Regions from separate parts of the Mus musculus genome. Here regions 2, 3, 4 and 5 are each linked to region 1. A link is a loop called in an ENCODE intact Hi-C map of the cell type or tissue named here. Cell type or tissue: left cerebral cortex. All regions are shown on one strand. Region 1 overlaps Osbpl3 (oxysterol binding protein-like 3). Region 2 overlaps Osbpl3 (oxysterol binding protein-like 3). Region 3 holds the start of Osbpl3 (oxysterol binding protein-like 3). Region 4 holds the start of Gm52900 (a long non-coding RNA gene). Region 5 overlaps Osbpl3 (oxysterol binding protein-like 3).

Region 1 (5,000 bases):
AATAAGCAGTGTCCTTTTTTTTTTTTAATGTTTCCTGTGTGCCTAGTACTATTGCAGATGCCCAGACCCCACAGTGGAATGGGAGGCTGTAGAGACAGACAAAGAGTCCCTGTCCTCATCTAGTGGATAGCCATGTTGTCCTTCTGTGGCCTGGGGTCCGTGAGATCCTTCCACGAAAGTTAGCATGGAAGGTTCGGGAACCTCGCAGCTCACATTAGAAGTGCAGTTCTGTTTCAACAGACTGTAGAACTCTGGGCAACTTAACTTAGCCTCTTTGTGTGTCAGTTTCCTCTTTAAAGTGGGGGTGACAGCCACCACCAGTGATCTGTGGGGACAGAGAAGGGTCTGGTCTATGAAGTTTGGCTGCTCTGTGAGATTCCTGTCCTTATTGCTGTGTGAGGGCTCGAGTGTACCGGGGAATGAATACCCCCATGTGTTTGCCCATGTGGAACACTCCTTCAGCTAAAATAGAAATCGCACCTTTAGAAAGATGAAAAGCACCTTCCTCCCCTTTCAGGAGACTACGTCGTCCTTACTTTGATATATTTCTCTCTCAACTCCTAGAAAACTGAGGATAAAGAGGGAGTGGGGGAGGGGGTGCTGAAACATTCTCTGCCTTCTGGTTATTTTTGTCAATGGATTTGCATTATAGGACTGGGAGAGACAGAGTGGTGAGCTTGGCTTTTCTTTTCTGCCGCCCACCCTTTGTCTCTCTTTTTCTTTGAGATGATCTCACTGCAGATGCAGTCTGGCCTCAAACACACTCTCTTCTGGCCTCAGGCACTTGAGTAAAGGGATTACAGGTTCAAACTTCCACACCCAACCTCCCAGAAACTAAAGAAACTGCTTGTCCTAATGTAGTATAGGCTGGGAGTGGTCATGCCTCAGGTAGGAGGGCTGAGAGTTCAAGGTCAGCCTTGGCTCCATAGAGAGGTCTGGAGCAGCTTAGGCTGCCTGTGAGACCCTACCGCAAAGAAGACAAATGCAGAAACCTAAACCCAGAACAAGTGTGTTCCCTGGAACTCAGGAAAACGAATATACAGACACCCCAAATGTATTGCCAGTGGCTTCCCAGGTGAAAAATCAGATAAATGTTGCTTAATATGGGCAGAGGGGGAGGCTAAATCGGTAGTTAAGGGATCCAGTAATCTGTCTGATTCAAATTCAGCTGGGTTATTTAAATACTGAACTCAAAATGGAATGAGGATAAATGAAAACATGATTTGGTTACCATGGTGTTATATGCACTCTTGTAAAAAGAAAAAAAAAATGAAGGCCCAAAATAGCCCCAAACTACAGCTGACAATCAGGGCAGGAGGAAGAGCTGTGAGGGGAGAGGGGCATGTGAGGTGGGAAGGTGAGGGGCAGCCATGGAGCCCTGGAGGGGTGGCACCAGTCATGGGGTCTGCCAGCACATCTGCTGTGGCACTTGGAGAGGAGGACCAGAGTCCAAGGGCAGGTACCCCTGTGCCCAGAGACATCACCAGAGAGGACCAGATACCTTAGTCTGTATGAACTGGATCCCAAGGCAAAAGCAAACACACAAAAACCATCTGGCCGTTGTCTGCAGCAGAGGCTGTGCCCCTGTTTGCTTGGTGTGCAGCCTTTCGTATGGAGCCTCAGCCCATGGAGCCTCAGCTGTGTCCTCTTCCAATGGGAGTGACAGTGCATGGCCTGTGGAAGGATGCTGGCACAGTAATACGCTCACCTGAGAGAATGCCTGGTTATTGTTCTCATGTTTAGAGAGAACTTTTAAGCATCCTTAAATATAGAGTGTTAAGAGGAGTGACAGAGGCCCAGGAGGGAGGATAAGATCTGCTGTATCCCCCTGCTAGCACTGGAGGCTGAACACTGCTGTGAGACAGAAAACAAGCCCTCAGGCAGCCTTATGCTGGCTTTGCTGTCCTAATGACCACTGGTCCTGATAGAGGCGGAGCCACATCCTCCATTTGGATTTTAGCCTTGTGACTTAAGTGGCTGCTGCATTTAGTGTGCCCAAGAAAAGCGAGCCTCTTGGGACTGGGATGCTACCACTGTCTGTATTTGCTATGTATTTGCTGGGACAGGTGGATTTCCCCATTAGCAGATTATGTGAGAAGCAGGATTATTATCACAGGAGAGTATTCAATGTGAAGATGTGCCTTCCTTCTGCCATAGAAGTAGATCAGAGTTCAGGTCAGAGTCTCCTTTTTATGGGGTGCTGGGTATATCTCAGCTCAGCTCTGCACACACACACACACACACACACACCTTCCTCCTGTTCTTATGCAAGTCCTCACTAGATGACTCACTGTTATATGAAGCCCTCTAGCGTAGCATATCTAAGACACAGCAACATCCTTGTCATTTTATGTCTGTACCTGCTTGTGTGGCTTTTCGGCTTCTGACCCAGGAGACCGTCTGCCCCATGGAGGCAGCATGAGGCTATACTTATCCAGTATGTGCAGGTGACAAGCTTTTAAAATTTGGGAGGATTCTGTGGTTTCCTGTGACCTCTAGCAGTACAGATGTCCAAAGAAACATAGTAATGATTTGAGTAGGGGCCCCAGTTTAAGATTGCGTGTGTGCACGTGCATGAGCTCATGTGCATGTGTGTGCACACACTTGTGTGCTCAGGTGCTCTTGGAGGCCACAGGGACCACTGGATCCTTGGGAACTGAAACTATGGGTAGTTATGCGCATTTAGTGTGGGTGTCGGGAACCAAACTTGGGTCCTCTGCAAGAACAGCAAGACCTCTTAGCTGCTGAACCCTCAATCCATCCCCCTTTACAATCTTTCTTTTTCATGGCTTAAGATGTAATAATAACAGAGACTGATGAGGTTATCTGAGTACTCAGGATGCTAAGGCAGGAGGATCACAATTTTGGCTAGCCTGGGATACCTATTGATCTTGTTTCAAAAACAAAGAATCAAGATTAAATAATTACCAAAGACTCAGCAGTTTGGGCTACCTCTTCCCGTGCATAGAGAGGATTCCAACCTCAAAGATCAAGTATCGCCTGTGAATGGGCCCTTTCTATGTGCGTTCAAAAGGACAAGCCCTAGACTTTTCAAACTGCTTGGTATCTTGTAGTATTCTCATCTGAAGATACTGAGAGCAGATGTTAGCATCAGTATGCTGAGGTCAAAACAGGCTCTCTGAATTTGCTTTACAAAGAAATAAATGCAGCACAGAAAGGTTAGAAAGATTGGATATTTATTTACCTTGAAAGTGGATCATGTGGAAATGGACAATCTGAGAGACTTGTTAGGAGGATTCTATAAGAATCCAGTTAGGACACAATGAGGGATAAGCAGTCAGGGTGAGAAAAAGTAGTCAGATTCTGTATCTATTTTGAAGTTTCAGCAGGTAGACTGTGACTTTTTTAGTGATTATTTGGGGGTCCTCACATCATGTATCCTGATTGTGTTCACATTCTAGTCTTCCCACCTCTGTCCTCTCCCCCCTTGACCTTTCCTCTCAAAAAAAGGGGGGAAGGAGGAGGGAGAGAGAAAGGTCTATTTTGTGTTGTTCATGTACTCACTGGAGCATGCTCAAATTCCTAGTGGCCCTACACCTTGCCTTCGTGGGGCAGCTGGCCCCGCCTCTCTCCAGTGGTTTCTGGCATGGATGCAGGCAGAGAAAGATTTTTTTTCTTTAAGTGGTCATGAAAAGACATCTTAATGGTGTGCTGTGGCTTGAAGCAGTACAAGAGAGACATCTCTGGATGCAGTCCCTGCTGTGCACAGAGAGAGAGCACAGTGTAGGGTCTGGGACCAGATATAGCACATCGGTTGGGAAGGTGGTAGGCAGCAGGTTCTATGCTGAAAGCCCCTGCTTCCTAACTTATAAAATAAGGTTAGTGAAGACAATTAAAATTCCATCTCGCCCAGGCCAGGAAGAGGTCACTCAGTGTAAAGGTGCCTGCCTCCTAGCCTGATGATCTGGGTTCGAGTCCTTAGACCACACTGACACCTTCCTACAAGTTGTCTACTGATCCCCACATGCTAACACATAACACACAAACTGATGCAAAAGAAGTTTAAAAAGTTAAAAACACAAAAACCTATTTTCAGTTCATCTAAAGGCAGTTGACCAAATACCATTTTATTGATCTGCTATAGTGGCTTTAAAAGATCATATCTGTATTCTTTTGTTTTGTTTTTGTTTTGTTTTGTTTTTTGTTTTTTGAGGCAGGGTTTTTCTATGTAGCCCTGGCTGACCTAGAACTCACTCTGAAGACCAGGCTGGCCTCAACTCAGAAACCCGTCTGCCTCTGCCTCCCAAGTGCTGGGATTAAAGGCGTGCGCCACCACTGCTCTATATCTGTATTCTTATCAAACGTATATATCACAGGATCTCCTTTAGCCCCTATGGGCAGTATGCTTCTCCCTATATAGAGAGGAATCCAATGTCTTCCATATGAACCACATGCTTCTCCCTGTTTTATAAGATTTAAAATGATTACGGAGCAGGCACATGGTGTTTGTATACCATAGTGTGCTTTGAAGTTTATATTCGGTGATTTTCATAAGTGTCCCAAGTTCCTGGTGACGCTGTATTACTCGTTCCTACACTCCATAATGAAGATATGTCAGGTGAATAGAGACCTGGGGTTGGAGGAGTTAAATTTTTCTGATTTAACTGCATGCGATCCTGCAGTTTAAAAACTGACTAGACTATTTTGAGAGCTGTCACGTGGGAGAAGGGGGAATGATAAAACACTTTGAAGCAGAGGACTGCCTTGATTATAGGAGTTGGGTCCCTGAGCTAGCGAAAAGTCCTCTCCAAACCTCCAGAGAGAAGCAGGGGTCTTGCTGAGTCAGACAGCACATGGGGAACTAAGATACATCAAGCAACAGCAGGGTTCCGCCTCCTCCTTCCCATAGCCGGGATCTCATTGAGGAATCTGAAGGTGTGGGTGCTGTTTTTGTCTCTGTCTGCTCCCCAGTCTGTCAGTTAACACCGTGGCAGGCTGTCTGGGGATCCTTCAGCCCTGCAGCTCTCCATGTACCCATA
Region 2 (5,000 bases), 92 kb before region 1:
GCTGTCCCTGAATTCACTCTTTACCTGATTTTTGACTCCTTTATCAACAGTTGATTTTTTTTAAGGTTTATTTATTTATTATATGTATGTGAGTACACTGTAGCTATCCACACCAGAAGAGGGTATCAGCTCCCATTACAGATAATCTTGAGCCACCATGTGGTTGCTGGGAATTGAACTTAGGACCTCTGGATGAGCAGCCAGTGCTCTTAACCGCTGAGCCATCTCTCCACCCCTCCTTGCCAGCATTTTAACATCTTTTTGCAGATTCCAGGTTCCCAGACTCTCATCTTCAAAAGTACAAGTTTCTTTCCGATCTCCTTCTCAACCTCGGCATGTATCTTTGTTTCTTTTTCTCTAGATGCAGAGTTACTAGGAGAAGCCATCCAAGCTTTGCTTGTACCATCCCAGCCTGTAGAGCTGCTACCATCTTTGGAACTCTCAGTGACTGGACTGGGATACTACATTCTAAATCTCCAGTCTCCCAGGGCTTCCCTCCTGTGTGAATGGCTTTGGATGCAAGTATCAGAAAACCCATGAAGAAGTCTGGAAGCTTTCAAGCGTCCCAGTGGCTCCATTCATTGTCTTAAAGGGGCAAATGTATTACTCAGGCTTTGGCCCCTGTGTGCTGTTCCTCCAAACATTGCCTAGAGGCTCATTAGCCAGGGTTTTATGTTAGGAGCTTGCCTAAGCTTATCTATGGTAAGAGGCTTGGGCTTACCTCAGAGGTTTAGAATCTTCCATTTACAGCCTGGGGTTGAGAGTGAACTCAGGCTCCATACAAGCATGTAGCTCTCCAGTATAATGGGAACATACATATAAACACACACACACACACACACACACATGTATATGTGTACATACATACATATACATATATACATGTAGTTCCAGTGACTCTCTGTATAGTGGGAATGATGGTGTCCATGAGAGTGACTGCTAGGCTGGTTGCAGAGGCTTTCACAGCCCCTACTCCCCTGAAGCCTTTTGCTCTTTGATTTATTTGAACAGTGTGTTTCATTTCCTGCAGTAATTTTGCTCCTCTCTTTCTCTTAGGCTTTGCCTTCCCTGTTATGTGGCCCTCACTGGCCCTTCTTGTTCTGCACTGACCTTGGTCATCCTAATGATTCCTATGATTTCATCTGATAGCTCTCAGCTCAGGATTCTGAAATCCGCCTCTTGCACCCCTCATCCTTATTCTTATGTTTGGCATCTTGTTGAATCAGTTCACTTATAATGACAATTAATAATTCTCATGTTTCCCGCTCTCCCTAAAGTATGGGACTTTTCATTTTCCTCTTTCATTACTGCACTTGTTATTTCAAAACATAGATACTTCAGTAACAAACAAACAGCTTATTCAGTTTTTCTTACAGCTAGGTACTGTCATATGACTAAAGCTGGCACATGCATATGCCTATGTGTATGTGTGTACCTGAGTGCATGGATATGCATGATGAACATGCAAAAGAGAGGGGTGGGAGAGAGAGAGAGAGAGAGAGAGAGAGAGAGAGAGAGAGAGAGAGAGAGAGAGAATGAATCACCGAGACAGAGACAGACTGACTTAGCAGCCACCCAGAAGTCTAATAAAAAGACAGCTGTTTAGCTGAGAGCCTATCCTTACTGGTTTTCTTTTCCCTTCATCTTGTCTTAAAATGGAAGATGACAACATTTTAGAAGCTGTTTTGGACCTTGTAGAAGTCTTGGAATCCAGGGTAGAAGGAAGGATGCTGGGTACTTTATGCCCAAAGAGTGGACCAGTCAATTTTGGAAAGACTTTCTGTAGCTTTTTATGTAACAGGTGGTCTAATTCAGGTCTCATTCAGGATGCTATAGCAAATTATCCCAAACTGGGCAGTTTATAAACAGCAGAAGTCTATCATTCATCATTTTGGAGGCTGATAGTCCACTGTCAAGGTGTTTCAGGTTTGGTGTGTGTTGAAGGCTTTGTGCCTCACAGATGGTCTTTCCTCTGTCTCGGGGCAGACATCAGGCAGGACTGCATACTGGGACCCTTTAAAATCAGGCTAATCGTGCTCTAGACTAATTACTGCTCAGAGGTCTTACCTAATCCCTCACTGTGGTGACTAGGTGTCATCCTGTGTGACCACGGGGGTGGGGGTGGGGGTGGGTAAGAATGGAGGACACAGACACTCAGGTCAAGGCAGCAGCTAAGCTCTACCCTCTGCCAATTTCAGCCAGATACATCTCAAAGCTGTTTCTGCTCTGTTGCCTAAGCAGAACATAGCTCTGTAGTTCCCTCTCAACGTTTCATGGGATATACTTTGGGGAAAAATAAACCAAGCAAACTATTCAATATCTACAGGTTTGTTCACACTAAATAGTGTGGCTGTTGGAAGCAGGGGCGACGTGCAAAGTGGAGAAAGCTCATGTTTTCTTAGTGGAACTATCATTTGGTTCCACTACAGACAGTGCCTGCAGGCACCAGCGCTGCGAGGCTGAAGGGCTGCGGAAGACAGGGTGGTAGGTTAGAGATTCTTGGCAGTTAAGTAGCTGGTGGGAGCCAGTAGCACTGTGGATGCAGCACTCAAACTAGATACGTAGAGTGCCGCAAAGGTGTGTGGGTGTGTCATATGTACGTTTTGTTTGCAGCTGCATTGTTTGAACACGAAACGGGAAGCAATATAAATGTCTGGGTGGATAGATATCTGTATATTTCACCAGTACAATTCTGTAGAACAGCTCAAAGGAAACAACCAGGATTACATGTGACATATGGGCAAGACTGAAGAATAATGTACAGAAAAATAAGTTGTTGATTATTGTCTTAGTTAGGGTTTTACTGCTGTGAACAGACACCATGACCAAGGCAAGTCTTATAAAAACAACATTTAATTGGGGCTGGCTTACAGGTTCAGAGGTTCAGTCCATTATCATCAAAGAGAGAGCATGGCAGTATCCAGGCAGGCATGACGCAGGAGGAGCAGAGAGTTCTATGTCTTCATCCAAAGGCTGCTAGTGGAAGACTGACTTCCAGGCAACTAGGGTGAGGATCTTATACCCACACCCACAGTGACACACCCATTCCGACCAGGTCACACCTATTCCAACAAGGCCACACCTTCATATGGTGCCACTCCCTGGTCCAAGGATATACAAACCATCACAATTATGTATAACATGAAGTCATTAGCTAAAATGAAAATGATTCACAGATGCCCTACCAAAGGCCTCTCTAACGTCCACTAGATATGCTCTTAGGAGCTCAGCTATTTATCTCCTCTTCCATTCTTTCTATTCAACTTGCTTTTCACCTTAGTACCAGTCTGGTTTCCTGCTGCATGTGGGTCAGGACTGACTGACATCAATGGCATTCAACATGTTTGCCAGAGTCATCTTTCTGAGCCTATGTCTACCCTGTCTTCAGCAGCCCCACCCCTCCCCGCCGTCCCCTGCAGCCCTGCTGCCTGCAGGCCCTGTCCCTAGCTGGAATGACTGTTCTTCACCTTGTCTTTTTTTGTTCACCTGGCAGAAGTCTGCATAGAAATCTTCAAAGCCCAGAGCTGGGGTTGTTTTTTGGGTCAAAAGTGGACATTTACTTTCCCATGGATGTGCGGACTTCATTCTCGCAGGAGGGGCAAGAAGGTGGCTCGCTGGCCTGCAGCTTGACCTTGTTAAGGGCAGTGGTCTTAGGGGCATCTTAAGGCCTCGAGGCTCTTTGCCAGATTATTGTGCACTGTGGAGGCCACTAGAGGTTGCATTGGAGACCGTCTTCATTTCTTACAGGCTGTGAATCATTCCTAACTAAACAGTTTTCTTTTCCTGTCTGGGATCAGGTTGAGGAGGACTTTTCAAACTTAATTTTTGAGGAAAACAAACAGGTTTGGATCCCTTAGTCATGAAGTTGGTTGTATTTTAGGGAGCAGTGGAGATAATCCTGCTGATGACTCCTCTGCCAGGAGGAACCTCAGAATGAATTAGGTAGAGACAAAGGGATTGCTTTTAGGAGACTGTGCTGGCCCCATGCAGTGGATTAACCCCAGTTCTAGGCAGGTACTCAAAACCGAGCTATCACCTAGTCCCTTCCTTACAGTTTATAGATTTGGCAAAGTGTCTCACTTCACTGCCCTGGCCCTCACATCCCTCTGTAGCCCAAGCAAGCTTTGAACATGGGGTCCTCATGCTGAAGCCTCCCCAGTAGCAGGGATGTAGGCCTGGCTGCCACGCCCTCTCCTCCCTCCCTTCTCCTGTCTTTCCCCTCTGCTTTACTTATGCTATTTCTGTTCATTGCAAGATAAACATCAGAGAACATAAAATAAAATTTACAGAGGAAAATTAAATGTCAGTGTTTGTAGGGGGTGAGGGCACCCCCAAATACAGCAGTGCCTTGCATGGAAAAGGGGTCCAACAAATTTTCCAACAAAACCTAACCTCTATATTATGTTAATCGATCATTGCCATTCTTTTTAAATTCAGGCAGAATGGTAACTTTATTGTCTAAATTTTATTTTACTGTAGATACAAGGGAGAGTGCAGCCAGAGGCAGAAACATCTGGGGAGTCTGAATCAAACAAGTGAAGCCATGTGAGGAGAGGGGAAAGTATTGCTGACCAAGAAGGGTGGCCCAGGCCAGGAGACCAGTGTAACCAAAATGGTTGAGTTATATAGGGGCCAGAGAAGCTGGGGAGGGGAGTTCCGCCCAATAGCTGGGCTGGAGAGTTCAGAGTATGGGGAGGGTGTGCCAGCCAAGAGGGCCCTTTAACAGCTAGAGACTGAGGGATGCTGGAAGAAACAGGCAGCCAGCATTCTCTTTGATATGTTAATGGGCACCTTAGGCATTTGTCCTGGGTTTGAGACCTAACAGTTATGAATATGTAATTATTTTAAATAAAAAAATCTCTTATGCCTGTTTTAGTATTTTACTGTGTATTATACAGCCTGTGGTGTAAATGCACCATCCACTGTCAATCATTTAATGACTTTTTTGTACCTATTTTATTTTTTTTAACTACCACAAGCCACTTGACCATATTTTTCAA
Region 3 (5,000 bases), 140 kb before region 1:
AACTTCAGAGGCTAAAAAGCTTCAGCCAGACCAGGGAGATGTCTCATGGGGTGAAGACAGTTGCCACTAAGCACGAGTTTGATCCCCAGGCCCCACATGGTGGAAGGAGAGAACCAAGTCCTGCAAGTTGTTCTCTGGCCTTCACATTTATGCAGTGCTGCGTGTACACACACACACATACACACACTGACATTTGATAAAAGGAAAGAAAGAAAGAAAGAAAGAAAGAAAGAAAGAAAGGGAGGAAGGAAGGAAGGAAGGAAGAAAGAAAGAAAGAAAGAAAGAAAGAAAGAAAGAAAGAAAGAAAGAAAGAAATTAAGCCAACGTAGAAAAACCCTACAAGGTGGTGGAGTCTCTAGAAAGATCAACAGCATTTGTTCAGCTCTTCAGAGAAGAAGACTCTCGAAACTTACTATATGCAACCATTGATCTTTCTCTAGTACATTCAGATCGTTGTGCTAAAATAGGACTGTGGGGAAAGCTAATTTTAGGACAGTAACGAGCTTTTGCAAGATAATTAACTCTGCGTGGGTTTCAACTTTAATCTTTCCCCTCTTGATTTGTAGGAGTGGAGCGCCTGGAAGTTTATTTAGAAGAGGAAGTGAAACTGAAAAGACTGGCTGAGATTCCTCTTTCTTGGAGGCAAAGCACTTTGAATATGAACAAATCTCTCATCCTGACTCATTAACTGCCTTCAGTACCAACAGGGAACACACAGTCAGCTTGGAAGAAACTTAAGAAAAATCCAAGGACAGGATGCCAGCTTAAACAATAAAACCATAGCTTTCTGTCCAGCCTTGGCTACTAGGCCATTTGGTACAGGCTACCACCTCGTTGTGTTCCAGGTAACTATGAATTAGGCTCAGCACAATATGTGTATGTATATAGTTATGTGATTGTGTAATCTGGCGTGTGAACTTTGGAGACGATAAACACCATTTACAAAGTCCAAAGGTTGGATTTGCCTGTAGCAAAAACATTTCTGTGGGATAAAAGGCATGTATTCGGTAGAAAAGCTGGCCTGGATGCAACAAGATGATTTGGAGTAGGGAGGGGAAAAAAAGTGAGTGTGACTCAGGCACCTGAGCTGGGCGTGGGCAAGGTGCCTCAGGCCTGCTCCTCGGTGCTCCTTCCGGTTTGGTGTAGTTTAGGAAGCCCTGCATCATTTATATAGGGATTGCCGAGTGCTAGGGCTCACAGCATCAAGAAAATCTGCTTTCTTCGTCAAACTTCCCCGGCCACCTGGCAGAGCCAAAGACAGTTCCAGAGAGTGTATCCGTGGAAGGTTCCAGAAAGTGAATATCCAAACCTAGTGAATGAAACATGGTTTATACAGATGTGAGAAAGAGCCTCAGAGACGTTCATACAGGGTCAGCCTGACAACGGTCAGCCGCTGGTGGAGGCATGTACTTGGCACTCTGGAACATCTAGAGTGTCAGCAGCTGAGCCAAAGGAGCCAACATGCCCAGTTCGGTGAGGCAGGCCAGATGGATCTTAAAGGGGTTAAATACATCTGCAGTTCCTAGTGCCCAGAAAGCGTTTCCTGAGCCTGAGAGCTGCTGAGTCCTTCCTGCTATGGGAGCCTATTTGAGAACCTCCTCCCAGAGGACTTCAGGGGCCTGAGCTTCTTCCATCACCCCTTCGGAGGCTCTCTGCATGGCGCTCTCTGTGCTAACAGTTCACCAATGTTTTCCTGATTATTCACATATATATATATATATATACTCTCTTTGGTTTATCGTCTGCGTCCTCTCTAAAATGTAGGTTCTGAGAGGGCAGAAACCCGGTGTGCCTTTACCGCAGGTGCAGGATCACATCTGTTCCTGGCATTCATCATTCCCTGCCCACCGGGCCACCTGCGGCGCTGGACTCATGTGCGGTTTGCAAATTGACCTCAAATTATCAGTGGCTGACATCCAAGCTAGGATTCTGGCAAGTGGGCGGTGAAGTCGGATGGGCCTGGACATCTAGCCAGATGCTCCTGCGTTTCGATCGCAAACTACACTGCATCTTCTTTCCTAACCTATGGACGGGAACTGTAACAACAACAACAACAACAACAACAACAACAACAACACCTTTCTCCCTTCCTGCCTCCTCTGTAACCCTATACCAATCTGGACAACTGCTTCTGGGGGCCAGGTCCCCAAAGTCCGAACCAGTTTCTAATATCTTGTGTCTAACCCTTGGCTCACCACATATTTCCCCCTTATTTATTCTCAGCTCTTTTCAGTGTTCAAGTGATTATTGTCCGTTGGACTACTTTAGTCCCCTGGAATCTTCTCCTTAAAACAGCTCCTTTCGCGCGAACCTCAACTTCCTCCTAAGTCATTCACTAAATATTTATTGAAAGCCTAAGGGGCACACACTACTCTAAGGATGCTGGGAGCCGCTGCCCCGCCCAGCCACACCTACCATCACTCTCCACCGCTCCACACGCCCTGAACCCTGGCTGGCGTCACGGAATCCGCCTGCAGCTTCCAAGTCCAACGCCTCACCGCCTTCCCCCGATGACTCCTGATTGGTGGGAGTGGGAGCCACTCTGCTGCCCCCCCTCCACCGCCCTTTTCACGTTATTCCGCCCAGTGGAGAACTCAGGCTCCTCCTCTTAGCTCCCTCCCCTCGCTCCAGCTCTTCAGCTAATTGCCCGGCAGCGCGCGCCCTAAAGTTCTAGGCGAAGTATTGAGAACTGGTCGCGGGGATCGCACACCGGCCAGTAGCAGGGGACCAGGGACCCCGGCACCAGGAGAGCTGGTGCACTGCGCGGGCTCTCGCCCACCATCTGTCTGCGAGCAGCGCTCGGCGCCCCAGTCTCCTGCGGCTGGTGCTGGAACTGCCGTCGGCTGAGACTTGCAGGGACCCGAGAAGCCCGGTTTGCGTCCTTCTCGGTCTGAAGCACGCACTGGGGAATCGAGAAGCGTCCCCAGCAGCGGAACACTTAGGTGAGCAACAGGGCGTCCGCCCGCCTGGGGTTGAGCTGTGGTGGAGGCCCCGAGAAGGCTCGGGGACGCAGCCATTCTCTATGGTTCAGACTGTGTCTGTGGTGGTCCCGGGAAGCCCGGGTCCACGGGGCAGCCCTGAGACTAGGAGGTCGTCTGTCGTGTAAGCGCCAGTTTTCTGGGAGGAAGCACTCTGGTGCTGCTCACCCTGGAGCTGTGCCCCTCGAGTTACAGCCTGGCGGGGATGGACCCGGAGAAGGAGCGGATCTCAGGAGCCTGCGTGCGGGTGCATGAGGATGCCGCGTAGAGGAGCTGTCCCGGCACAGCCTGGCGCTGTGACGGGCTGGAGGCACAGGAAACCTGCTTAATTCTGCCAGGAGGAAGGCTTTACTACACCCTCGAGCTTGGGGCCCTGCGGTGCAGGCACCTCGCTCTTCGGCCTCCCCAGTCAGGTCACACCGCTCCACAGTGTCTGCACTGGGACCGAGAGCACCCTTCCCTTGGGGCTTCAAGCACTCAGCGGGTGATTGGTGCCTCTGGCGTCTCCCGTGGCATTGTCTTGTGTCCTTCAGACACTTCTTAACCAGCCGCGCGCCTCCCAGACTGTTGGAGCTGAGAGGGACATAAAGTTGTCTCTCACCTTGTGTCAGGGAACGGGGCTGGGGCATTGGAGTCCCCTCCGATGTCGCAGTGCCCTAGGAATCTGATTACTTGATGAGATCGTTTGGGTAGTGTATTTTATTTACACTGTAGCTGCAGAAGATGGTTTCAGAGATAGGTAAGCATAGCTCTGACTTTGGGTCATCCACACTCAACACTCTAAGCATCATACAAGGTGAGGACCTCCTTTTGGCCTCCAGAAACCTTCAGACAGATTGCAGTGCATCCAGGCTAAATGTCCATTCTGTCCATCAACTCCACACTGCCCTGTTTGCAGCTCTTCACAGAGCCTAAAGCTGTCTGGAATCATCTGCTTGTTTTTCCATCTGCCAGCCTTCTTCCGCTGCTAGGATGCGAAGTCCTGGGAAAGCAGAGACCAGGTCCTATTTCTCGGTCGGTCCATCCTCAGTGTGGAGAAGGCAGCTCTCCACACTGCAGCCTCACACTACACATTTATGGAATGAGTAAATGTTAACTTCTTCATAATCTGAGACTATTGATTTCATGGCTGGTTTGGATTTTCATCTTTTTCCTTTTTTATCGGAAAAATTAATAAATGGCAGTAACTCCTGCTGATGAGCATGCACTAACCATCAAGGTATTTGCTGGGAGCTCTGTGTAGATACATATAGATGATCCCTAATATTATAGTTGTCTGATTAGCTAGATTTTTTTAAGTCCCCTATTTTAGATGTGTGTTTACAACCCCGTGCTTTTTTAGACAGGTGTGTGGTGGTTAGAGGACTTTAGGAGTTGGTGTGTTCTCCCTCTCCCTCTCCCTCTCCCTCTCCCTAGTTCCCTCCCTCCCCACTGTGGGATCCAGGAAGCAAACTCAGGTAGAAACCAGGTTTGCTAACAACCCGTCTCCTTGACCCAAGCTACACACTTTAGGCATTTAAGGCTCTTGCAGGTTACCCAGTTGTCCTAAGGTTATTAAGCTGTACTGTGACTCTAGCCTGTTTTCTATTTTGTTGGGTTACTTATATTTTAAAAATCAATTAATTAATTACATCCTAAATGTTGCCCCTCCCAGCCCCCCCCCGCCCCCCCCCCAAGAGTTCCTTCCCCCCAGTGTTGAATTACTAATAAGAGACGAAAATATGGTTTCCACTTTTGCAGGCAGTGGATATGTTGTTCAGCTAAAAGTTCCCGTTTTATTCCTGAGATCCATTTTCAGTAATGACTACCCATTGTAGGCCAGATAATACCAGACTGCACAGGACGAATTATGTCATAATCTTCACCATCTTGATAGGCTCTGTCACCGGAGGAGACTGCAGCAGGGTTCAGGAATTTGCCTGGGGTCAGTAGCAATTCCCCGAGGTCTTCATTATCTCTCTGACTCTAAACCCTTAGCACCTTCCCTCAGACTCTGATGTCTCTTCTCCTGCTGTTTAATCA
Region 4 (5,000 bases), 63 kb before region 1:
AGATGGAGAAGTTTTTAAAGATGCATTAGCATTTTGCAGAGTGACTCGGTTGATAGTCTTTTAAGTTAAAATGCCGCGTGCAGTGGCCAATTGTTAAAACTCTATCCTGTGTCTCCCAAGCTTTCATCAGTTAAGGGAGGGTAATGCCACCCACGGGTAGAGTTCAAACCACCAGGTGCTATTTTAGGTTCTTGGGTGGTGCTGTCTCTCCGTACCCTTCAGACTGCTAAGTCACATCCTGCTCTGCATTTTAATCTGCTATAAATTAGATGCCACAGCATAGGTCTGGCGTTCGGTGCACAAGTGAAATTAAACACCCCATGAAGAGAAGGGAACTCTGCGTGTAAGCCTATCTGGCTTTGTGGAAGACCACGTGAATCTATAGCCCAACCCCCTGAAACCCCAGAAACAGCTAGGGAGTCTGTCAAGTTCCTTAGTATCAAGTAGAGTCAGGCTCGGGGGTTTTGTAGCTTACCATGGTGACTCTGTTCTGAAGCCAAGATTGAGAAATGTCACAGGAAGTGGACTTCTTCCAGCTCCATTCTTTGCAGGGCACTTTTTTTTTTTTTTTTTTTTTTTTTTACTGTTTAGCTAGGCGCCGCCCCATCTTCTAGACTCCACCCAGCACACCTGCCAGCAGCCCCGTGTCCTGTCTGCTTCCTTTTACTCACATGCTGCTCATTTTCTTCCTTATGAGCTAGAGTTACTTAGTTTCCTTTGCCCGGGCTGAGACCAGCGCCCTGCACAGAGCCTGTGCTTTCCAGATGCACAATAATGGAAGTTCCTCCATGTAGTTGCTTTTTTTTTAGCTTTCAGTCTTTCACTGTGGCACCCATTATTATTCCATGTTGCCTCATAAGTTTCTTTCTTTTTGTTTGTTTGTTTGTTTATGTGTGTTATATATCTGTGTGTGTGCAGGTGCATGTAAAAAGCAGAGGTCTGTGTTGAGCATCTTCCTTAAGCACTCCACATCACTATCTTGAGACAGTCTCTCACTAAACTTGGAGTTCACAAGACTCAGAGATCTTTCTGTCTGCCTTCTCAATGCTAGGCTTACAGATGTGTACTGCTATGTCTAATTCTCAACATGGGCACTGGGGACTAAGCTAAGCCATATTCCTGCCAGGTAAACACTTTACCTGCTTTGGTATCCACCCCCCACATCTTTGTTTTTGTTTTTTGAGGTAGTCTCGCTGGGAAGCCCAGCATGGCTTCAGACTAGCTTTCCTGGGATACCTTCCAGTGGGCTGAGCTTACAAGCTGTGCCATCCCACCCAGCTTCATAAATGTTTCTTTTGAGATACAGAGAAATAAGTAATAATAACCAACAAAACAAAACAAAACAAAACAAAACAAAAAATAAAACGGCAGGAGGAAGAGGAGGTTGGGCCGCACTTGACTTTCCATGCAGGTGCTAGACTTACTTCCATTCAGCCCAGGAACTCTGATTCTCCAACAAGAATATTTAGTCACCCTGATCTGTTCTGGCTCTTGGAACCATGTGGGTGATCATGCAGCAAGGAGAGTGCTAGTTTGTTGGAGAAAACATCTCACTGGAAGAATGGCTCTCCACTGTTGACTGAGAATTGGATCTCCCCTGTCAGCCCTATTCAGAAAATATGGGATTATTTAAGGCAAGCATGATACCTACCTGGAACTTGAAAACCCTCCTCATTTAAACAAGGAGGAAGATTTTTATCCCCAGGACATCCTGTTTCTGTTCTAGAAGCCAATCAGGGAAGAAGTGGCTGGCACTTCCAACTGAGGGGCACAGAAATAATCCAAGAAACCTAGTTTTAAGGAAACTTTTTGTCTTTATAGGACTGACATCATTTATGCTAAATCCATAAGACTCAAAACATAAGTGACTTTATTAATAGGCTTGAATTCTGTTTTTCTTTTTCTTTTTTTTAAAGATTTATTTATTTATTATATGTAAGTACACTATAGCTGTCCTCAGATACTCCAGAAGAGGGCATCAGATTTCGTTACGGATGGTTGTGAGCCACCATGTGGTTGCTGGGACTTGAACTCAGAACCTTCAGAAGAGCAGTTGGCGCTCTTAACCACTGAGCCATCTCGCCATCCCCTGTTTTTCTTTTATTAACTGTCCAGATACAGTTACTTCTATGCTGGGATGGTGACCAGAAGTCATGGCTCTCATTTCTAGGCCTAGTTCTGTGTCCTGGTTGGAATCTGATGGACCAGAGGCACAGAATGATGTTTCTACCATCAGGACAGAGTAGACTGTGGAATGGAAGCTGCTCTGGAGGCTGTGCGGTCCGTATGGTTTGAATTATGGCAGTTAGAATTGCAGGGCCAGCATGCTTGCCGAGAGATTTGCTAACCTGATCAAGAGAGTTGAGCGGAAGATTGGTAAGAAGGAATAGAAGAACATTAAAATGTGATTGAGTGGAGAACAGGAGTATGAGAAAGTTTAGGAGGGGGCTGCAGATGTCCTGAGACTCAGCAGGACCAGGGCTGTGCATCCCTAGGCAGATGGAGATGGAGCTTTGTCAGATGCCAAGCACCTTGCTAGAAGGAGGGTTGATGGCTCATTTCCCCCTGCAGGCTTTATTCTCCCCCCACCCCCCAATAAACTCTTAACTTCTCCCTTTAGTTGCTGTCCTTAGAAACCTGAGAAAATAACGCAGGGGCTGCCTCCTTGTGTTTCCTTCAAGCACAATAAAGAAGCCTTGGCCAGAGACATAAAGTGGCAGGGAGAGATGACAAACTAAAGAAGTATGCTTTAGACATGGCTGAGGGCTCTACAGGCATTTCAGAGAAGTCTGTGAATGGCACGCATGAAAAGGAAGACATGCCCACAAGGTTTCTGAGCCTGTCCCAAATGGAACAGGAAGTGAGGCGTGTGCCTGTGGGAAGACATGTGCTCCTAATAACTCTTGCTACCAATCTTTGGACATGGCTTTTCTACAGAGTGCAGAGCCGGATAAAATGCCGCCTGTAAGTGGGATGCATCCCAGCCTCCAGCCGTCAGGATGCAGAGAATGACTCCAGCTACAGGAAACATGACTAATACTTTCATAGTCCAAAAGTAAAGCTGGAGTCCAAAAGGGAAACAAAGCTGTTTGGGGATGGGGAGAGGTGGAGGAAAGGCTTTATGGAGAAGGCACTGTCTAAAATGGTTTGAGGAGGATGGAGGACATTTCTGCAGATGGGGAAGAAAAAGCGGGTGAGGAGGGGTTCCATGAAGACAGATGAATGAGGATAAAGGCGTGCCACTGTGGGAGGGTGGAGTACCCTGAGCTTTTATGAGTGTGATATTTTGGAGATGGAGGTTGAGTAGTAGCAGCTAAAATATTGGCATTTCAAAATTTCCTGTCATCAACATCTGTTGTCAGGTGAGAAAACCACCCATTTAGTAATGTGCATCAAGTGGCAGAGAGCTGGAGTCCAAGGACCTCCGTAAACGGTATCGGTATCGTGGCAAGTGTCACACGCCGGCTTTGCGATGTCTACTTACCCTCTGCAGCTTGGGGATGAGGAGCAGGAGGGAAAGCCTGGGCCGTGACGAGGTCATGGGACTATGAGATGAGTAAGGAAGTAAGCAAGGAGAGAAACAGGATCCGTGGTTTTGAGAATAAAAGAATATAAAGCCAGTCGGAGGTGATGAGCATAGAGGAAGCCACTCTTGGTATTTGGGAATCTGGGAGGAGTCTGTTTGGATGAGGGCTGTGTGGTTGGTTGGGAAATCAGAACCAGGTGTCAGCTTGACCGCCAAGAGAGTTACTAGGAGCTTTGATGTTGGAGGGATCAGTCCCGGGCCTCAGCAGGCTGTGGGGAGGGGAAAGAGCTGGGTGTGAGCTGCCTTACTGAAACTCTGGGCACAGGTAAGATCGCCGAGAGTGGAGTCGTCTAGGAAGAATACATGAGGGCAGAACCTTCATAGATGCCTCTGGTAGCGCTTGTACTTCCCATGAGCATGCGCAGGACAGCTAAGGCGTGGAAACACCCTAAGGCCCGGGGACCCGTGAATGCATCAAGAACCCAGTGCCAGCATGTGGCCTGTCATACAACCAGAACAATCCTATTGCAGACAAAAGCATGGATCATGTGTTAAGTGAAATTGGCCAGTTGCAGAAAGAGGAACACTGGGCAGCCTCACTTATGTAAGCTGTCTGAAATAGTCACACGCAGAGACGCAGCGATGGGAGGAGGGAGAGAACAGGATGTTGCTGGGCTGGTTACAGGGTTGTGTTTCTGCAAGGTAAGCTCTGGAGATCTGGTGAGCAACCTCCTGCCTGTAGATAAGAAGCCTGCGCGGTACACCCGAAGTCTGCTAACTTCACATTAAGTACTCAGCCCACAATAAAAGTAAACACACAGAACCCATTAGATGCTGTACCTACAGATATAGGTTTAAGAGGAAGCAGAAAACATTCTCCAGCACATGACCTGGGAAGGCCCCAGGGTGGTTGCACAAGCATGCTAGAGTCATGTCTGCAGAGCTAAGGTTTGCAGTGAGCTGGGCTCGTGAGAGAAGCTGGAAAGCCCGAAGACTATAAGGCTGGAGCCCCAGACCCAGAGCAAAAGCTGCTGGGTTTGGTTCTTTTTTTTCTTCCTCTTCACAAAACAGCAAATCAGGTTGTTCCATCTTTTTCTAAGGAGAGCTAACTGGACAGGACAGGCTGAACATGGGGACATCACTCCTTATGGTGAGGCAGCCGGAGACAGGTGCCCCGCTGAGTCAAGCGACCCAGGGTGGTTTGGCCCCAGCACACAGCAGAAGACGTGTTCCCTCAGTCTTCTTGGGAGTTGGGTGGAGAAACTGTTGGGTATAATGATTGAGATTGGTACGAGGTACCCAGAGTGGATGGCCTCTGGGAAGACTGTTAAAGGGACTATCTGAAAAGCTCTAGACTAATACGCAACCCTGGTTGCACACCTTGATCTCCAGACCAGAATTTACGAGAAGATACTTCTATCTCAGCTTCATTCTGGAGTTACGGCTGATGTGGTTCAGGCTCCCACAGACAATG
Region 5 (5,000 bases), 82 kb before region 1:
ATGGCTCCTGCCCTCCTCCTCCAACTCTGCCTGTTCCATTAACCTCACCTTTCCTTATGGGAACCAAGAGACAGACATGGCTTCTGGCATTTGCTTAGAAGCTGGTAGGGTTACCTCATATACGCAGCAGCACAGGTTGAGACCGGGGTCACTCTGTGCAGCTTAAGGCTTCAGAAGGAAAATACAAATGGCCAGAAGTGCGTGTTTATGCATTTTCACCGAGAACGTCTAAGAAGTAGGTGTAATTTGAAATTAAGCTCGGATGACCACCACAGAGCAGGGGTCAGCAATGCGGCCTGAAGACCCAAGCAGAGGAGCATCAAATGAGGCTTCTTTCTAGATGCACGTGTATTGGGGGAGTTAGTTCTTCTTCATTGACTAGGGTGTATACCAACTCTCTCGGAAAACCACAGCCGTCATGCAGAACATTGCTGGCCTACGAAAGGACTCCGACGCTCTTAGCAAAACTGATTCATAACAAGAACTTCAGTACTCTTTGGTCCAGCTTACCTATTTATTTTATACTTATTTACTGATGAGGGGGCATGCTGGTGGCAAGGTGTGCATGTGGAGGTGAGGGGACAACTTAGTTCTCTTGTTCAACCATGTGGGGTTTGGGGAATCCAACTCAGGTCATCTGGCTTCGTAGCAGGCACTCTCCCAACTGAGCCATTTAGATGGCTCTTTACTTAATTATTTATCACTAATAGGAAAAATAAATGAGATGAGATAGTTTGTTTTTCTGACACCCGAGGGCTCTTTGGTGAGAAGGTTGGTTACGACAATCAACCCCCTAGCTCCTGACCCATTGTTCATTATACCTAATTTGCCCAGTATCCTAAGGATGCGGGTTTCTTCGTGAGGAGGAACAAAATGGAATTCATGCTTTAAACTTTGAAATTTCATAAATTAAACTCATGGAAGTTTACATACTCCTGCACACGACTGACTGAAGCCTGGCATCCCACGTGTTGACCTTGGTCATGAGAGCATAAAGTGGAGAAGCCACTTTGGAACATAAGTTGCAGTCAGTAGAGTTAAACATACCCAGTGGCCTACACATTTGCCCCAGAGAAGGGCCTTTATGCAAATGTTCATGGCAGGTTAATGTTGATAATCCAGCCTTCATTTGTTTGTTCATCAGCCCAGATCAGATAAATTGCACTGGTATCCACTGAGCCATGGGAATAAGGAACTGGGAATCTGAATGACACTTACTGGAAGCTGGACCCAAGCTTTGTACATTGTGCTGTCCCAGGGCTAAGGAGTCCTAGGACAAGTCACACGATGGCAGTAACAGAGGACTCGGGTGTGGAGCTGCAGGCACACCGCAGACTGTGAGGGAGGTTTTGAATGAGACGTGTTCCCTCTTTGACAGAAGTGGTGGTTATGTAGGTGGATATAGTTGTTACAAACGCATCAAACTGACACTTAAAAGGAGTGCATTTCAGTATATCGAGTATACCTTAATACAAGTTATTTTAAAAAGAGCAGAGGGCAGGTAAGGCTCTGGAGGGCAAAGCGTTACTGGTCGAAAGCACAAACTACTTTTGTGATCTCAGTGACTCATCTCCGGTCTCCTTTTTTGTCATACTGTGGTCCTTCTGTCATTGTCCCTTGCCACTTGTCTGAGCAGACAGACAGAACTGAGAGCCAGCATGCCGTGAGGAAACTGAAGAGTCCACCCATGCACAAGTTATTTCTGTACCCCTGGGATGTTTTGCCATCTTATGCAGCAATTGTAAGAATCACTTTGAGATCCAGTTATTAATTATTTACTTACCAACTTTTTCACTACATACCTGTATATGCAAATAAAATAATACCCAGAAAATGCCAAGAGCTTTTTTGTTCCCTGGAGGAAGTAGAGAGGGTTTGTAGAAAGAGTAGGTAGAATTTATTGTCATATTCTCAGCCTAAAAAGTCTAAAAATAAGAACATTGGCGATCACAGTTAGTGTTCTGAGTCATAAAATGTAAATCCCGTAAGCCTGGAGCTTAGAAAAATGCTGTTCAGAAACCTCTAAACTGCATATAAAATGTATGTCTGCCTTCTGCCAACTCCCCTGCCAGCTCCTGGCTTCAGAGCTGTCTCTGAAATATCTAGGACTCACTTTGAACATGAGTCCCTGAAGGTGGGACCAAGATGGAGAGAATGGGGCATTGTGTGTCCCCCCCCCCCCCCCCCCCCCCCGCCAAGAGTGCTCCCCTGTCCTGTGCCTCTTGGAACCCGAGACTCATCGTGGAACAGCTAATTGAATAATCATCAGTGCCCATATCTACTCAAATCTTTTTAATCCCTAACTAAGAGAAAACAAAGGTCAGGCCCTTTGCCACACTGCTTTGTATGAAGTGTTATCTACCTTATCAGCACTGCCCTGTGGCTGTGAATAGCTCACTGTAGGCTGTCTCCATGCTGAATACCAAGAAGGCCCTTGTGACAGGGCAGGGAGATGGCTCTAAGTCTAAGAGCAGTTGCTACATACATACACATGCTGGCCTGAGTTTGAATCTCCAGCATCCACCTAAAAATCAGGCCTGGTCCTACACGTACCTGTAACCTTAGTACTACGGGAGGGGGAAAGGGCAAGTTGCAGTGAAAAAGAAAAACCTAATTCCAAGGGAATAAAGCAGGGATCAACAGTGGAGTGGTCCTGATGGTCTCTTCTGGCTTCCATATGTGTGGCTAATACATTCCTGTACACACAAGTGCACACACACAAGATAGTTGATTCCAGTTACTGCAACAGAGAGTGTTCTAGGAGCCCACCCACTAGCCGGTTTTGGCTCGCTCCATCACACCTCTGCAGAAGGCTGGCAAGGGCTCCTTTTAGTTTTTCAAGGACCATCTGAGAGAAGCCTCAGGTAAACCATCTTGCCTCAGAAGTAAGCTGTGAGAGCCCAAGTATCTGTTCACGTCACCCTTTTCCGTGTTTGAAAATGGGTAAAGCAGAGGCCATGGAAGAATGGGAAACTAGTTGCCCTCTTAACTCTACCAGCGTTAAAGCGTGAAGAAGAAAGCCTGCTCGGTCACGCTGTTTTGGAAAACCCATCTCCCTTCCGGTTTCCATCGCTAATCCGGACCCATGACTCTGGTTGCTACAGCTAGAGAAAGAAATAGGCAGTGAAGTGTGCCAGGCAGAGCAGGGAATGCCAGCTGCGTTTTAAGCCCCTAGAAGCTGAGACTGTTCCTGGAGGATTTTTCTCCTCGGTTTAGCATGGAAGGAAAGCTGGCCTTGCTTGTGCTCACTTGTCACCTGTCAGGCTCGCCCACTGGCCATTGAAAGGAAGGTGGACTTTACCATTAAATGAGAAGGACAGCAGGGAAGTGGGGATGCTTCATTCAGTATTGGGGTGTTTACGCTGGAGTTAGGGTGTTTCTTCTGCTCAAGAAAAGACACCAGTCTGCTTTACAGCAAGGAGACATGATCCTCCATGCTCCAAGGATTGGACAATAAGTAACCAAGTCAGGTGTGTACATCCACGTCAACTCAAACCTGCTGGCCTGCACTGCACGGGCTCCTGGGATGTGTCAAAGGGCTCACAGAGAGGAGTAGCTCACTGTGGCTCAGTGAAAATCATACCAGAAAGATTTCTGTCTCAGTAGTGGCTCCTTTAGTCCAACACTGTGTGCATGCAATGGGATTTAAAAATAAAATCCAAACCGTTCCCTCGCGCATGTGTGTGTGCATGTGCGCGTGCGCGTGCGCGTGTGCCTGCCCATGTGCCACACACAGAAACAGAAGAGGGGCACACTCATTCCAGGACAGGCGTGTCAGCAGCTCCAGGTCTCCAGAGCTCTAGAGGATGGGTGCGTGTGGCATCTCAGGGCCTCCTGGCCAAAATCAGGTTGTCCAGTGGCTCCTTTGGGCCTCAGGAGAGCTGATTAGGTTGAAGATAATTGGCATTAACAAAACACTTATAAATGGAGTTAACTCCCTTCTTGCAGAGAGTAAACTTAGCCTTACATGTAAGGGCAGGCATGGAAGAATTGTTTCAAATAGTGTCACCATGTCAAGGTTGGGAAGAAGGGCTACTGAGTGACTGCTGTTTCCAGAGTCAGTAATTCTGCTCAGAAACCCATCCTGGTACTACTGAGCTAGGAAAATCCCAACTTCATAACAACAAATACAAAATCAGATGGGAATCAAGAGTTCATGGTGCAGTCCCAGCCCTTGGGAGGTAGAGGCAAGAGGATCATGACTAGTTCAAGGTCATCTTTGGCTACATAGCAAGCTCAAGGGTCAGCCTGGGCTACATTAGACCCCAGCATCACTCAGTGGTAGAGTGTGTGGTTCGAATGCCTGAGACCCTGGATTCACACTCCAGCAACCCTGTTCCCCATAAAAACCATGTAAGGGTTACAATTTTCACAGTTCTTCAAATTCATTTTATTTTTACGTAATTGGGTATAAAATGTTGAATAAGCTGTTATTGAATATTGAAATTCTGAAATATTGAAAATCCAGACAATAAGAAAGGGGAGGAATGGGGTGTAGCTTCTTTCCATGTCTTTGGATGTTTTCTTGCATCCATTTCTCCTGTCTTGTGTTGTCCTAGTTTGCTTTCTGCTACTGTGATAAAACTCCATCATCAAATGCTGCTTGGGGCGGGGCAGTGTTATTCTGCTTACTCTTGCAGAGGCAGTGCCCGAAGCCTAGACTTCTCACTGGCGCATTCCCCATGGCTTGCTCCCCAGGGCTTGCACATCTTGCTTGTTTATACTTCCCCCCCCCTGCCCCCCAGGATCACGTGTCGTGGTGAGGCACTGCCCACAATGGCCTGAGCACTTACATCAATCATTAATTAAAAAAAAAATGCTTCATAGATTTGCCTACAGGCCAATTTGATGGAGACATTTTCTTAGTTGAAGTTTTCTTTTCCCAGAAGACTCAAGTTTGTGTTGAGTTGACAGAAAACCCCTAAGCAGCACCTGTGTTTTTCGTAGTTCCATGCAGTCGAGGCGCTGTGAAGGGGAAATGGGAAAAGCAGGGTGGGAGG

The links. Peaks named below come from ENCODE experiments on the same cell type or tissue, not always from the same donor. Only the 100,000 strongest peaks of a DNase experiment are listed, where the experiment ranks them.
Region 2: a loop joins it to region 1, with 4 times the contacts of the local background. A loop is called at or near these places in 8 of 42 quality-filtered maps.
Region 3: a loop joins it to region 1, with 3 times the contacts of the local background. A loop is called at or near these places in 12 of 42 quality-filtered maps.
Region 4: it touches region 1 in a loop (3-fold over the local background); 6 of 42 quality-filtered maps call a loop at or near these places.
Region 5: a loop joins it to region 1, with 7 times the contacts of the local background. A loop is called at or near these places in 9 of 42 quality-filtered maps.

The regions. Positions count from the first base shown.
Region 1 is chr6:50,314,570-50,319,569 of GRCm38, reverse strand. The region is part of intron 17 of Osbpl3 (oxysterol binding protein-like 3); the gene reads left to right. Among named protein-coding and RNA genes, the nearest start is that of Gsdme, 55 kb to the right of the region's middle. In left cerebral cortex, a CTCF peak has its summit at 2,320; DNase peaks (open chromatin) are centred at 1,145, 2,047, 2,234, 4,887 and 1 more place; H3K27ac peaks cover 3,228 bases.
Region 2 is chr6:50,406,997-50,411,996 of GRCm38, reverse strand. The region is part of intron 2 of Osbpl3 (oxysterol binding protein-like 3); the gene reads left to right. Among named protein-coding and RNA genes, the nearest start is that of Gm52900, 28 kb to the right of the region's middle. In left cerebral cortex, no CTCF peak of the experiment used is centred here; a DNase peak (open chromatin) is centred at 2,526; H3K27ac peaks cover 32 bases.
Region 3 is chr6:50,453,767-50,458,766 of GRCm38, reverse strand. It overlaps Osbpl3 (oxysterol binding protein-like 3), which reads left to right and starts at 2,413. Exons shown (of 24, transcript NM_001347213.1): 1 at 2,413-2,942. In left cerebral cortex, a CTCF peak has its summit at 2,817; DNase peaks (open chromatin) are centred at 3,282, 3,441, 3,842, 4,346 and 3 more places; H3K4me3 peaks cover 2,745 bases; H3K27ac peaks cover 2,276 bases.
Region 4 is chr6:50,377,237-50,382,236 of GRCm38, reverse strand. The region is part of intron 2 of Osbpl3 (oxysterol binding protein-like 3); the gene reads left to right. Gm52900 (a long non-coding RNA gene) reads right to left here and starts at 545. Exons shown (of 3, transcript XR_003956428.1): 1 at 476-545. In left cerebral cortex, no CTCF peak of the experiment used is centred here; DNase peaks (open chromatin) are centred at 279, 3,008 and 4,146; H3K4me3 peaks cover 417 bases; H3K27ac peaks cover 4,219 bases.
Region 5 is chr6:50,397,017-50,402,016 of GRCm38, reverse strand. All of the region lies in intron 2 of Osbpl3 (oxysterol binding protein-like 3), which reads left to right. Among named protein-coding and RNA genes, the nearest start is that of Gm52900, 18 kb to the right of the region's middle. In left cerebral cortex, no CTCF peak of the experiment used is centred here; DNase peaks (open chromatin) are centred at 2,779, 3,206, 3,736, 4,636 and 3 more places; H3K27ac peaks cover 3,506 bases.